Linked DNA regions of Mus musculus: region 1 is linked to region 2. Evidence: chromatin loops called from intact Hi-C (ENCODE). Cell type or tissue: left cerebral cortex. All regions are shown on one strand. Links, peaks and the distances in the headings refer to the core of each region. The heading gives the core; the rest is flanking DNA. Region 1 holds the start of Tia1 (cytotoxic granule-associated RNA binding protein 1). Region 2 holds the start of Pcbp1 (poly(rC) binding protein 1).

Region 1 (5,371 bases), core at 170-5,169, 120 kb before region 2:
TTTTCTGCCAGAGCCACTCCACCTTCAAGGGCCTCTGGCAAAGAGCAGAAACCCTTCCAGAACCTAACCACCCCAACACTGGACATGCCCAAACATCAGAAGAGGTCAGCTAAATGACAGCTGCTATGGAATATTTGAAACATCATTTTCATCAAAATTTGAATTTTGTTATAGCTAAAGTTAGGACTCTTAGGTTGTTTATATCCTGAAAAAAAAAATACATAAGAAAATGCAGCCAGAAATGATGCACATGCCTGCGTTACAAACCCCAGCACTTTGGTGGCAGAGATAGAGGCAGGTGGATCTCTGTGATTTTGAGGCTAGCCTGGTAGATCCTGATAGCATGCCCCAGGCTAGCCAAGCTACATGTGAGCCCCTGTTTCAAAAGGGGGGAGGGAAGGAGAGTGAGGAAGACAGAGAGAGAGAGAGAGAGAGAGAGAGAGAGAGAGACCACTTTTCATCTCTTATATTAGCAAAAGCAAAATAAAATTAATAATACCTCAATATAAGACAAAATGGAGGGAGCAGAGCAGAGGAGGGCAGCTTAGGATCTGACTTTGAACCACTCTTAGGGGATGTGAATGATGGCCACATTTTCACCTTTGTTGCTTTGTGTTTTCTATAATTTATTTATGTGCGTCTTTATTTTTGAGGTAAGATCTTACACTATAGCCCAGGCTGGCTATGAATTCAAAATAATCCTCTCACCTCAGTCCAGGGATGCTGGAATTATATGTGTGAGTCCCCACAAAGGACAAGATTTTTGCCTACTATGACTTTATACAAAAATATAATTCAATAATTCTATGTTTAGGAATCTATCCTACAGAAAAAAAAATTAAAGAAAAGAGAAGGAAATAAAGAAAGAAAGAAAAAAAAGGAACTCGCTTTGGCCTGGTGTGATGGTGGATCATACATGCAATCCCAACATTTAGGAGGCTAAGTCAGGAAGATTGGACTCTTGAGGAAAGCCTCATCTACACATCAAGGTGTCTCAAATATATACCAACGTATAAGAATATCTGCACTGAAAATTTCACCCTAGAAGTAGGTGTTTGTTTGTTTGTTTGTTTTAAGTTGCCAAACAGTGGTATATACCTTTAATCCCAGCACTTTGGAAACAGAGGCAGGCAGATCTCTGTGAGTTCAAGGACAGCCTGGTCTATAAAGTGAGTTCCAGGACAGCCAGAACTACTTTTTGGAAACCCTGTCACCAAAAAGAGAAGAGGTATGTTTCAAGAAGACACACAGTGTATGATTCTGTTTGTATGAAATACTCAGAAAGCAAAACCATAGAGTCAGAACGATCACTGGGCTGGAAATGGGTAAAGCTTGTTATTGTTGAACACCTATGCTGATAAACTAAAAGCCATTTTAAATAGATTTCCACCCACCCCCAGAGTGTTCAAAATACTTTAAACACTTAAATATTTGCCATACTCTTCTTTAAAATTATTGTTTGTTTCTTTGTTTGTTTGTTTGAAGAGAGGCGCTTGCTTCTAAATAGCATTGGTTGGCTTTGAACTCCTGAACTTCCTACCTACTTCTGCGTTCTGAAGTGTGGACAATATTTGTTTTCTGTCTATAATATAGACTCTATATAATCTGAAAATATGACGTACTCTAGAGATAATTATAGAAGTAGAACTCCCAAATGTGGGGTGGTGGTGGCTCATGCTTTTAATCCCAGCATTAGGGAGGCAGAGGCAAGAGGATCTTTTGAGTTTGAAGCTAGTTTAGTCTACAGAGCTAATTCCAGGACAGCCAGTTCTGCACAGAGACCCCCTGTCTTGAAAAACAGAAAAGTTGAAAGAAAAGAAGGAAGGAAAGGAGGGAGGAAGAAGGAAAGAGAGAGGGAATCCCAAATATGGCAGAGTACGCAATTGGTTCTCAACCTGTGGGTCGCGACCCCTTTACCACCCCTCTATCGCTGAAAGTATTTACATTACAATTCATATCAGTAACAAAATTACAGTTATGAAGTAGCAACAAAAGTACTGTTATGGTTGGGGTCACTACAATGCCAGGAACTGTATTAAAAGGTCGCAACATTAGGAATCTTGAGGACCACTGATGTAAAAGAACGACATTGGATACAAAAACTTTCACGTCTTTAATAAATGCTTTACATAATATGTATAGTGTAATAAGAAAGGATAAAAAAAAGTACCGGAACCACATTCCAGAGCCATAACTCTGAACCCTAAGCAAGGGCTGACTGTTGAGATTCTTCTCACCAATTTGCAACAGTAACTCTGTTATTACCAGCTTTTCGATTACATTGGGTATACAAAAGAAATCCAGACATAAATATGATTCCTGCTCGCAAAGTATTGCTTATTGTCAAGTAGACCTTATTTTCTTACCACAACTCTTACTTCTAAATAATAAGCAAAAATGAAAGTCGAGATTTTTCTCAAACAGCCACTCAACAGCATTGGTATGAGAAAGAATGAATCGTTTCATAAAGCAACGGAAAAAGTGCAAGTATCAATTCGTTCTAATTTTCATTTACATAAATCAAGAATCCAATAGGCAGAGATACTAACGTATCTCCTATGAGTTTTCGGACGCCCAAATCCTCAACAGCGCCGCTGGTGTAGTGGTATCATGCAAGATTCCCATTCTTGCGACCCGGGTTCGATTCCCGGGCGGCGCATGTCTTTTCTCTCTTTAAATAGTGTGCAAAAAGAAAATTTTCCTGCTAGAAAAACACCTGCTATTTTATTTCTTTAACCTCCCCAAGGATTTTTAATTTCACTATATAATTCACAAATGAAACACTCCGCTCTGAAACTACAGAAATCCTAAACTACTGGCATTGCGTCTGCGCACTCTGAGCCATCCCTTGCCTGGTGGCAGCGCGGCTGCGCACCAAGTGAACCCCGTCCTTGAAGCCTAAACCCGGCTGCCAGGAGGGTGAGCATGCTAGCTGGCTGTGCGCATGCGCGGCACGGGTCACTCGGCTGCCGGCTCCTAGGCGTCCGGCTCGCCGCCATCTTGGATCGGGGTTTCATTGTTCGCGGTAGGCCGGGCCTTTTTTTGTGTAATCGCTGCCAAAGAAGAAAGCGAAGTAGCCTCCGGTCAAGCGAGGAGGCCGGCTCTTCCGCAGCCATAGCCCGCCTCAAGGATTTGGGAGGTAGCGAAGGGCAGGGAGCTGGACCCTGAGGTGCCGCCGCGACCGCAGCAGCCATGGAGGACGAGATGCCCAAGACTCTGTGAGTCTGGAGCAGCGTTGAGGGAGGCGGGATGGTGGTCGCCCCGTAGGGAGGCCGCGGCCCTGCGCCTCTCTGCAGCCTATTGTTCTCCGTGGACGCCGCGCTGTGGTGGTTCCTCCCTCCCGTGCGCACGCCAGGATGCTTAGAGCCGAGCCGGGCCGAGAGGACGATGGCGGGAGAGGGGCTCGGCCCCTGTCACCCCTCGGCTGGCTGCACCCGCGGCCCCCAGACCTGGAGGAAGGACTTTTCATTCAAAGCTCTCCTCAGGACTCGGCACGTCCTCCTGGAGTCCCATGCTTGCGTCCTTTTTTTCCCCGCCCCCTCTTTTCGATGAATCTTTTCCAGATTTCCATCTGGAACGTCCTTTCTCTTTTCTTTTGGTAGGATTTTTTTCATTTTTAATTCTTGAAGGCTGAGGTTAAAAACTTTATACTTGCAGTTGAGAACTGGAAAGAAAAAAAAAAAAAAAGCCAGACATCTTTCTCGAAGGTCTTCGGCTTTCCCTCTGTAGTACTCCCCTGACCCTCGACCAAAAAACCTAACTGGACACCCAAGGATGTTGAAACCGTTCTTAAAAAATGGAAATCTCACTCGGAGGGATGCATCTACCGAGGGAAAGTGGGTTTCATTAAAACATATTTACCACCATTTGCGACTAGTGGTTGACATTTTTATTAATGGAGTAACTGTGGTCAGTCAGGTGTAAGCATCTTTAGTGAATATTTTGTAACTCGAGTCTAGGATATTGTCTTTGTCATGTAACTTCCCCTTGCATTCTTTGTTTTTCAACGCACGGGTTGAGGCGGTTGTGCCTTTGTTGGGTTTCACAGGGCAAAAAAGAAAAGCTCAAGAAATTGTGGGTTTTGGTTGTTGTTTTTTTCTCCCGGTATATTTGAAGATTGCAACTTGATGTATCGTGCATATAGTTCATATAAATGAAGTAGGATGAACATGTATCATGTTACGGGCCTTAACTCTGCACCTAGTTCCTGCCATAGCTTTTTATTTCTAGAATCCTGGTACTTTTAGAGCTATGTACATTTAGGGTTCTTTTTGACATTTTCTAGTTATTAAAATTGTTCTGAAGTACAGATACGTTATTCTTTTTCCCCTCGCCCATTTTCAATTTCTTTTTTCTTTTGTTTGTTTTGTTTTATTGAGACAGGGTGTATCTCTGGCTGTCCCAGACTCACTATTACAGACCAGGTTGGCCTAAAATTCAGAGATTTGTCTGCCTCTGCCTTCTGAACACTGTGATTAAAGTCTGTGCCATACACTTTGCCCCAATTTAAATTTCAAGTTGCTATTTTTAATGTATTATGTGAAATATACTTACTTTTTTTTTTTTTTTTTTTTTGGAAACAGGGTCTTTTATATAACCCAGGTTATCCTTGAACTATACCTATACTGGCTCAGAACTGTTAGTTCTGTCTGAGTCCCAGGTGCTAGGATTCAGATATTGCCTACCCAGTTTGCATTTTTGTTTCTTCTCCCTCCCTCCCCATCCTGGCTGGCCTGGATCTTCCTTTGTATAGTAGGCAGGCTTGCAAACTTGTGAAGGTTCTCTTTCCTCTGTTTCCCAAGTGCTGGGATTACAGACTTGTCCCACCAAACCACATTTACACTCTTCTTGATATATTAAATATCTTGTTAGTTTATGGGACCTGGAAGTAGCTTTTTAGTAAGGATGCAATACTTAGGGCATGGCCATTTTTTTTTTTTTTTGGAAAGATTATATCTATAGGTAAATACTCCCTAAAACCTATTAAATACATATTTATTGGAAATTTTCCCTTTTTCATCTTAGCATTTTAGAATTCATGCTGCTATGCTTTTTGGTGTCTTTATAAGATACTTGAACACTTTTTAAAGCTTCATTCCTGTTGTAAGGGTATTTTGCCTGCATGTGTATATCTGCCTTCAGAAGTCAGAAGACATTGGATCTCCTGGAACTGGAGTCAGGTGTTTGTGAGCCATGTGGGTGCTGGGCACCAAACCAAGGCCCTCTTCAAGAACAGGTGCTATTAACTGCTGAGCCATCTCCAACCACACTATGAAAATCTTATATTTTTTTTATTTTAAAAATTTGCAGAAATATATGGATGATAACATTACCATTTTAGTATGTACATGGAAATATGCAGTAAGGACAT
Region 2 (5,371 bases), core at 262-5,261:
AGCACCCCATACTTAAAACAGGGAAGGGAAAGAAAGCAGCAACCGAAGAATTTAAGATAGGAATTCCCAGCTTTCAAATACGAAGCATTTTTAACCAATCCATTTGTTTAATTCTTAAATTCTTGACATTACAGAACTAAACTGAAATTTATTAACATTCCACTCTTACATTTCTTATCGACAAACAGAAAATAAAATCCATGAGCCAAAAAAACCCAAACGAAACTAAAAACAGGGAAAAGCTTATAAAACTAAATATGGATCCCAGCATTAACGGCTGAACAGAGAATGTGATTTTTCTTTAAATTCTTAGCGGATGATAAAGTGTAGAAACTGAACACTTACAAATTATTTAAAACCTGGAATTACCGACCAGAAATTACACAGTTGGATCATGGGAAACAGCAGGAAGGGGGTTACGAGCGAACCTACGCTGTTCTAGCTGCACCCCATCCCCTTCTCAGAGGAAAGCCTGGCATTGATTAGATACTGGGCCAGGCTAATACTGGCAGCCGAGCCAGTAATAGTGACCTGCCTTCCAGAAGAGCCTTCCACCGGGTTGGCAATTTTGATCTGGGCCCCGGACATCTGGCGGATCTCATTGATGTTGGCGCCTTGGCGCCCGATTATGCAGCCGATTAAGTTATTTGGAATGGTGAGTTCATGGGTGGTTTGAGTAGATGCATCCAAACTTGCCCAATAGCCTTTCACCTCTGGAGAGCTGGAGTCAATTCCGGCGAATCCCGTCCCGCCGTGCATCATGGCAAAGTGAGACTGTTGTCTTGCCACCTGGTTCAGCTTGGCCAGATCCAGCGGAGAAATGGTGTGTTGTCCTTGAATCGAGTAGGCGTCTAGAGGTGGTCCCTCCAGGTCGTGGGTGGCGTGGGGGTAGCCCGCCGCGTCGCTGCAGCGATCTTGGCCGCCCGCGCAGATGACTGGCGAGCTGGCCGGCATGGGCTGGTACGGGATGGTCATGACTCTCCCCTGTGGAGACTGGGAGAGCGTCTCCAGCATGACCAGGCAGATCTGCTTCACACACTCGGTGACGGACTGCGGCACGCCGGCGATAGTGATAGCCCGCTCGGTCGAGTTGGGCAGCATATCCCCCGCCACCTGGACCTGGGCCCCGGTGCTCTCGCGGATCTCCTTGATCTTGCAGCCGCCCTTGCCGATCAGGGAGCCACACTGGGTGGCGGGCACGACCAGCCGAAGTGTGACCGGGGGCCTGCTGGCCGCCGTACTGTTGGTCATGGAGCTGTTGATATCTTCCTCCAGCTTGTCGATGATCATGGCGAAGGCCTTAAAGATGGCATTGGTAGGCCCAGTCAGCGTGATGATCCTCTCCGGGCAGTTCCCCTCCGAGATGTTGATCCGCGCGCCGCTCTCCTCGCGGATCCTCTTCACCGACTCCCCTTTCTTCCCGATGATGCTGCCTACTTCCTTTCCGTGCATCAGCAGCCGAATGGTGAGAGTCACGTTGAGTCCGCTTTCAGTCACACCGGCGTCCATGGCGAGCGGCGGGCGGCGTTCGGGAGTTGGGCTCGTTACGTGGTCAAGTCCTGGGCGGCTGGCGGGGGAGGGGAGGAGTAGGCCCGAACTGCCGGCGCGAGGCGAGCGGGGGGCCGCAGGAGCGGGCGGGCGCGGGCGGGAGGCCGCGGCGGCGTCGCAGGACTGGCGGCGGCGGCGACGGGGGCGAGCGGGACCGGGAGCGGTCGACGGGCGGGTGGGCGAGGGCGCGGCGGTGGCGACTCCGGCGGCAGCCTCGGCGGTCTGGGCGGGGCGGGAAGCCCGCTTTCAACCCCGCGTACCCTCTGACCCCGGAAGTGCTTTCCGCGCAGGACCCCTAGGAGAAAAAAAAGAGGACCGGCTTTTTTAGGTCACAAGACTGCGCCAGCGCGCGCGACCCTTGAGAAAAATAACCCGGTGGCACCGCCGTCGGGTTGAAAACGGACAACGTGGGCAAAACTGGGGACCCGGCAGAGATTGAGAGGGAGCACGTGTTTTGTTAACCCTAGCGGCTCCGGCAGGGGACTGGGAAAATATACTGGTTTTGTGCCGGGGACAGATAATTGTTTCCCGGTCCGCCCAAGGATTCGATGGCGGAGCGATACAGGCATCGGCGGAGGCCGCTGCAGGCGGGAGCTAGGCCGCCGCGGGTCGAAAACGTGCGCGGGAGGGGACCAGGGCGCATGCGCGGCAGCGAGGGGGGGCGCGAGCGGCCCGCGTTGGCTTCCGTGGGGGGAGGGGCGGCGAGGCGAGGCGCGGCCCGGCGGCTGTGCACGCGCTCTGCTGGGCACGTGGGGCCCCTTCGTCCCCGGCGTCCGGGCGCCTGGTCCCAGCCCCCACCTTGGCCTCCGTCCGGCGGCTGCGTCCGCGACGCAGAGAGACTCGAGCGAGAGTCACCCGCCCCGGCGAGTGCCGCTCGGGCTAGTGGCGTTAGGAACGGGGGCCGCTGGAATGGCGTCCACTTACATAATGCTTTGTTTGCACTTGGTCGGCTCCGGTTAGGGAAGCCCTCGGAGGCGCTACCTCCTGCCCTCGTGTTTTATGTCCCACGATAGTTCCCGAGACCTTAGAGGAGCGGTGCGCACTGACGGCGTGCCGGCATGGCCCCCCGCATGTCCGCGCTGGCTCGCCCGCCGCCTGGACCACGCTTTCGGGAGGCGGCCAAGCCTGGGCGCCGCCGCCATCTTGGGAGGTCGCCCTGACCGAGGCCTCCCGCCGGGAAATGGCCCTCGAGACGCTGGAGAGCGCCTTGTGCTTTCTTTGCCGGCTCCTCGTGCCGCCGCCATAGTCAGCCTGGAGGAGGTCGTGTGAAGGAACGTGTTGTTTAATACTTGGCCGAAAGGACCAGCGTGGCGTTCCTCACCCCACCGCCACCCCACCCCCGAGCGGGGAGGGCTGGCGGCCATGTTTCCCAACAAAATGGCGACACGTGTCGCCATCGAAAAATTGGGCCGGGTCTGAAAGCTCTAGAATGTGCCTTTCATCAGTCTCAGAATTTCCCATAGGATGAAACAGCAAGAGGTGCTTTTGGAAGAAAGTTAATTCCCTTGGTGGGCAGGAGAATAAATAAAATGCAGGCCTGACACGGGATTTTTAAAAAACTGAGTAATGGCAGGCAGGTGTGTGCCTGTGTGTGTGCGTGCGCGCGTGTGTGCACAGTATGTAACCAAGTACCCAAGCATCTAGAAAAAATTTCTAGTTTTTTTCTAGATGTTGTACAGGTGGTGCTGTAACTGATTTAAGATTGTTATGCCTAATAAGCCATAGAATGGCAATGTCTCACTATTCAACTGTCCAGTGATCCTAAAGTTCACAGTTATGTCCACTTTTCCACCTTTACAGTCAAGAGGAACAGATTGTGGGTGTGGGTGTGCCACAGCAGATTCCATTCTAAACATTTTATCCCATGCAATATATATTTTTTTTAATTGAAAATTCCATGAAGTGGGTATTTATTTCTCTTTCTTTTCCCCAACAGAGCAAGACAATCCCAGAGAGATGAATGAAGTGAATGACCCAAGGTTACACAGGATGGAACCTATATCTTCTGATTTCTCTACTGGTGAGCACCTTTTGCAGATTTTTTTATTTGAATCAGAGTTTTAGAATTTAATTTTGCTGAGCTGGTTATCAGACATAGGATCTCTAACTTTTTAGCCAAGCTGTCTACCACTACGCCACAGTTTTGTGTGTGTGGTTTTTTTTTTTCAGTGCAGAGGCACTGAGCTCTGGATCCTCCTGTCTCACTTCACAAACACTGGAATGACAGGATGTGCCACCACTGGCATGTTGAGGGCATGGTAGGAAACACCTTTAATCCCATCACTGGGGAAACAGAAACAGGTAGATCTTTGAGAATTTGAGGCCAGCTGGGGCTACAAAGTGATACCCTGTTTCAAAAAAAAAAAGAGAAAGAAAAGAACTGACTTGTGTGAACTTGTCATTTCTAAAGGAGCCACTCAGAACCCCCCCCCCCCCCCCCCCCCCCCCCGCCCCGCACCTGTTTGTATGTTCCGTGCCTTCACTTATTCCTGGTGTTAGTGACATTTGTTTAGGCTCAAATATTATTTTACAAAGCCTCTGGATGAGGACAGGAAGAGGATGTGATTCAGGCTTGCCCAAAAGTTCAGTATCTGTTCATCTGGCCTCATCTGAGGCCCATTTCCCTCCACCTGGCTCCAAGGGAGCAAGCGAGCAGTTCCCTAGAGACTTGCTTTCCTCAGTTGCTTGTGGATGGATTTCTGGTTTCTCCATCCCAGTCCTTTAAGCAGATAAAATAAGTTACTTTACCTGGTTCCAATCATCTATTTCTCTTTAAATATTGACAGAGCATGGAGGAATATTAGATAAATCATAACTTGTGACTCCTCAAACCATGCGGCCTTCACTATTCAGTGTATTCAATTAAGTTCAATGTAGGTCATAAATCAGCTTTTTTCGTAAAAGCAGCACAGATGCATGTGGTATGGAATTATAATTACAGAGAGGTTATAACCTTCATTTAAATTTGTTAAATACTCATGGAAATGAGTGTATAGTTAGGTATGTTTAAATTTATTAAACTCACCTGGTCTAGAAGGTGAGGGTACTTCTCAGGAATAGACTCAAGCTCCCAATTAGGTCAGCTATTTCTACCCATAATTCCTAAAATCATGTACTGAAGTCTGCAAATAGCTATTTATTAGGCTCACATTTAAAAATTAGGTTGGGTTTTTGTTGTCTTGTTTTAAGACAGGGTATCGCCATGTAGCCCTGGCTAGCCTGGAACTTCTTTTGCAGACCAGGCTGGCTTTGAACTCCGAGCGATTCATCTGTCTGTCTCTGCCTCTCCAAAGTTCTGGGAATAAAGATGTGTAGCACCACACATGGCAAGCAAAAGAAGACTTGGGGGTTTTTTTGTTGTTGTTGTTTTTCAAGAAAGAGTTTCTCTGTGTAACAGCCCTGGGGCTGTCTTGGAACTTAGTCTATAGACCAGGCTCAGCTTGTACTCCGATGTAGGTAGTGGATAGCGCAACAAACATGTACTGGAGTGGCTGTGGCTGTGTGGGTGTCGGAGAGAAGAGCTTTTTGATTGAAATTACATTTAGATCACATGTCAAACTTTTCTTTTTTCTTATATATTTTTAAAATTTTTGTCTTTTTTATTTTTTGGATTTTTTTTTTTTAAGATTTATTTATTTATTATATGTAAGTACACTGTAGCTGTCTTCAGACGCACCAGAAGAGGGCATCAGATCTCATTACGGGTGGTTGCTGGGATTTGAACTTTGGACCTTCGGAAGAGCAGTTGGGTGCTCTTACCCACTGAGCCATCTCACCAGCCCTGTTTGTTTGTTTTTGAGACAGGGTTTCTCTGTGTAGCACT

What was found. Peaks named below come from ENCODE experiments on the same cell type or tissue, not always from the same donor. Only the 100,000 strongest peaks of a DNase experiment are listed, where the experiment ranks them.
Region 1: a loop joins it to region 2, with 11 times the contacts of the local background. A loop is called at or near these places in 1 of 42 quality-filtered maps.

Annotation. Positions count from the first base shown.
Region 1 is chr6:86,401,305-86,406,675 of GRCm38, forward strand. Tia1 (cytotoxic granule-associated RNA binding protein 1) reads left to right here and starts at 2,915. Exons shown (of 13, transcript NM_011585.4): 1 at 2,915-3,218. The coding sequence starts at 3,193. n-TGccc4 (a tRNA gene) reads left to right here and starts at 2,589; the gene lies at 2,589-2,659. In left cerebral cortex, for the core only: a CTCF peak has its summit at 2,663; DNase peaks (open chromatin) are centred at 1,947, 2,604, 2,921 and 3,877; H3K4me3 peaks cover 3,296 bases; H3K27ac peaks cover 2,343 bases.
Region 2 is chr6:86,524,407-86,529,777 of GRCm38, forward strand. Pcbp1 (poly(rC) binding protein 1) reads right to left here and starts at 1,783. Exons shown (of 1, transcript NM_011865.4): 1 at 74-1,783. The coding sequence starts at 1,509. The coding sequence ends at 439. It overlaps 1600020E01Rik (RIKEN cDNA 1600020E01 gene), which reads left to right and starts at 2,924. Exons shown (of 5, transcript NR_037960.1): 1 at 2,924-3,027; 2 at 3,485-3,568. It overlaps Gm38676 (a long non-coding RNA gene), which reads left to right and starts at 4,358. Exons shown (of 2, transcript XR_869219.1): 1 at 4,358-5,000. In left cerebral cortex, for the core only: a CTCF peak has its summit at 2,889; DNase peaks (open chromatin) are centred at 1,015, 1,550, 1,872, 2,250 and 1 more place; H3K4me3 peaks cover 3,177 bases; H3K27ac peaks cover 3,587 bases.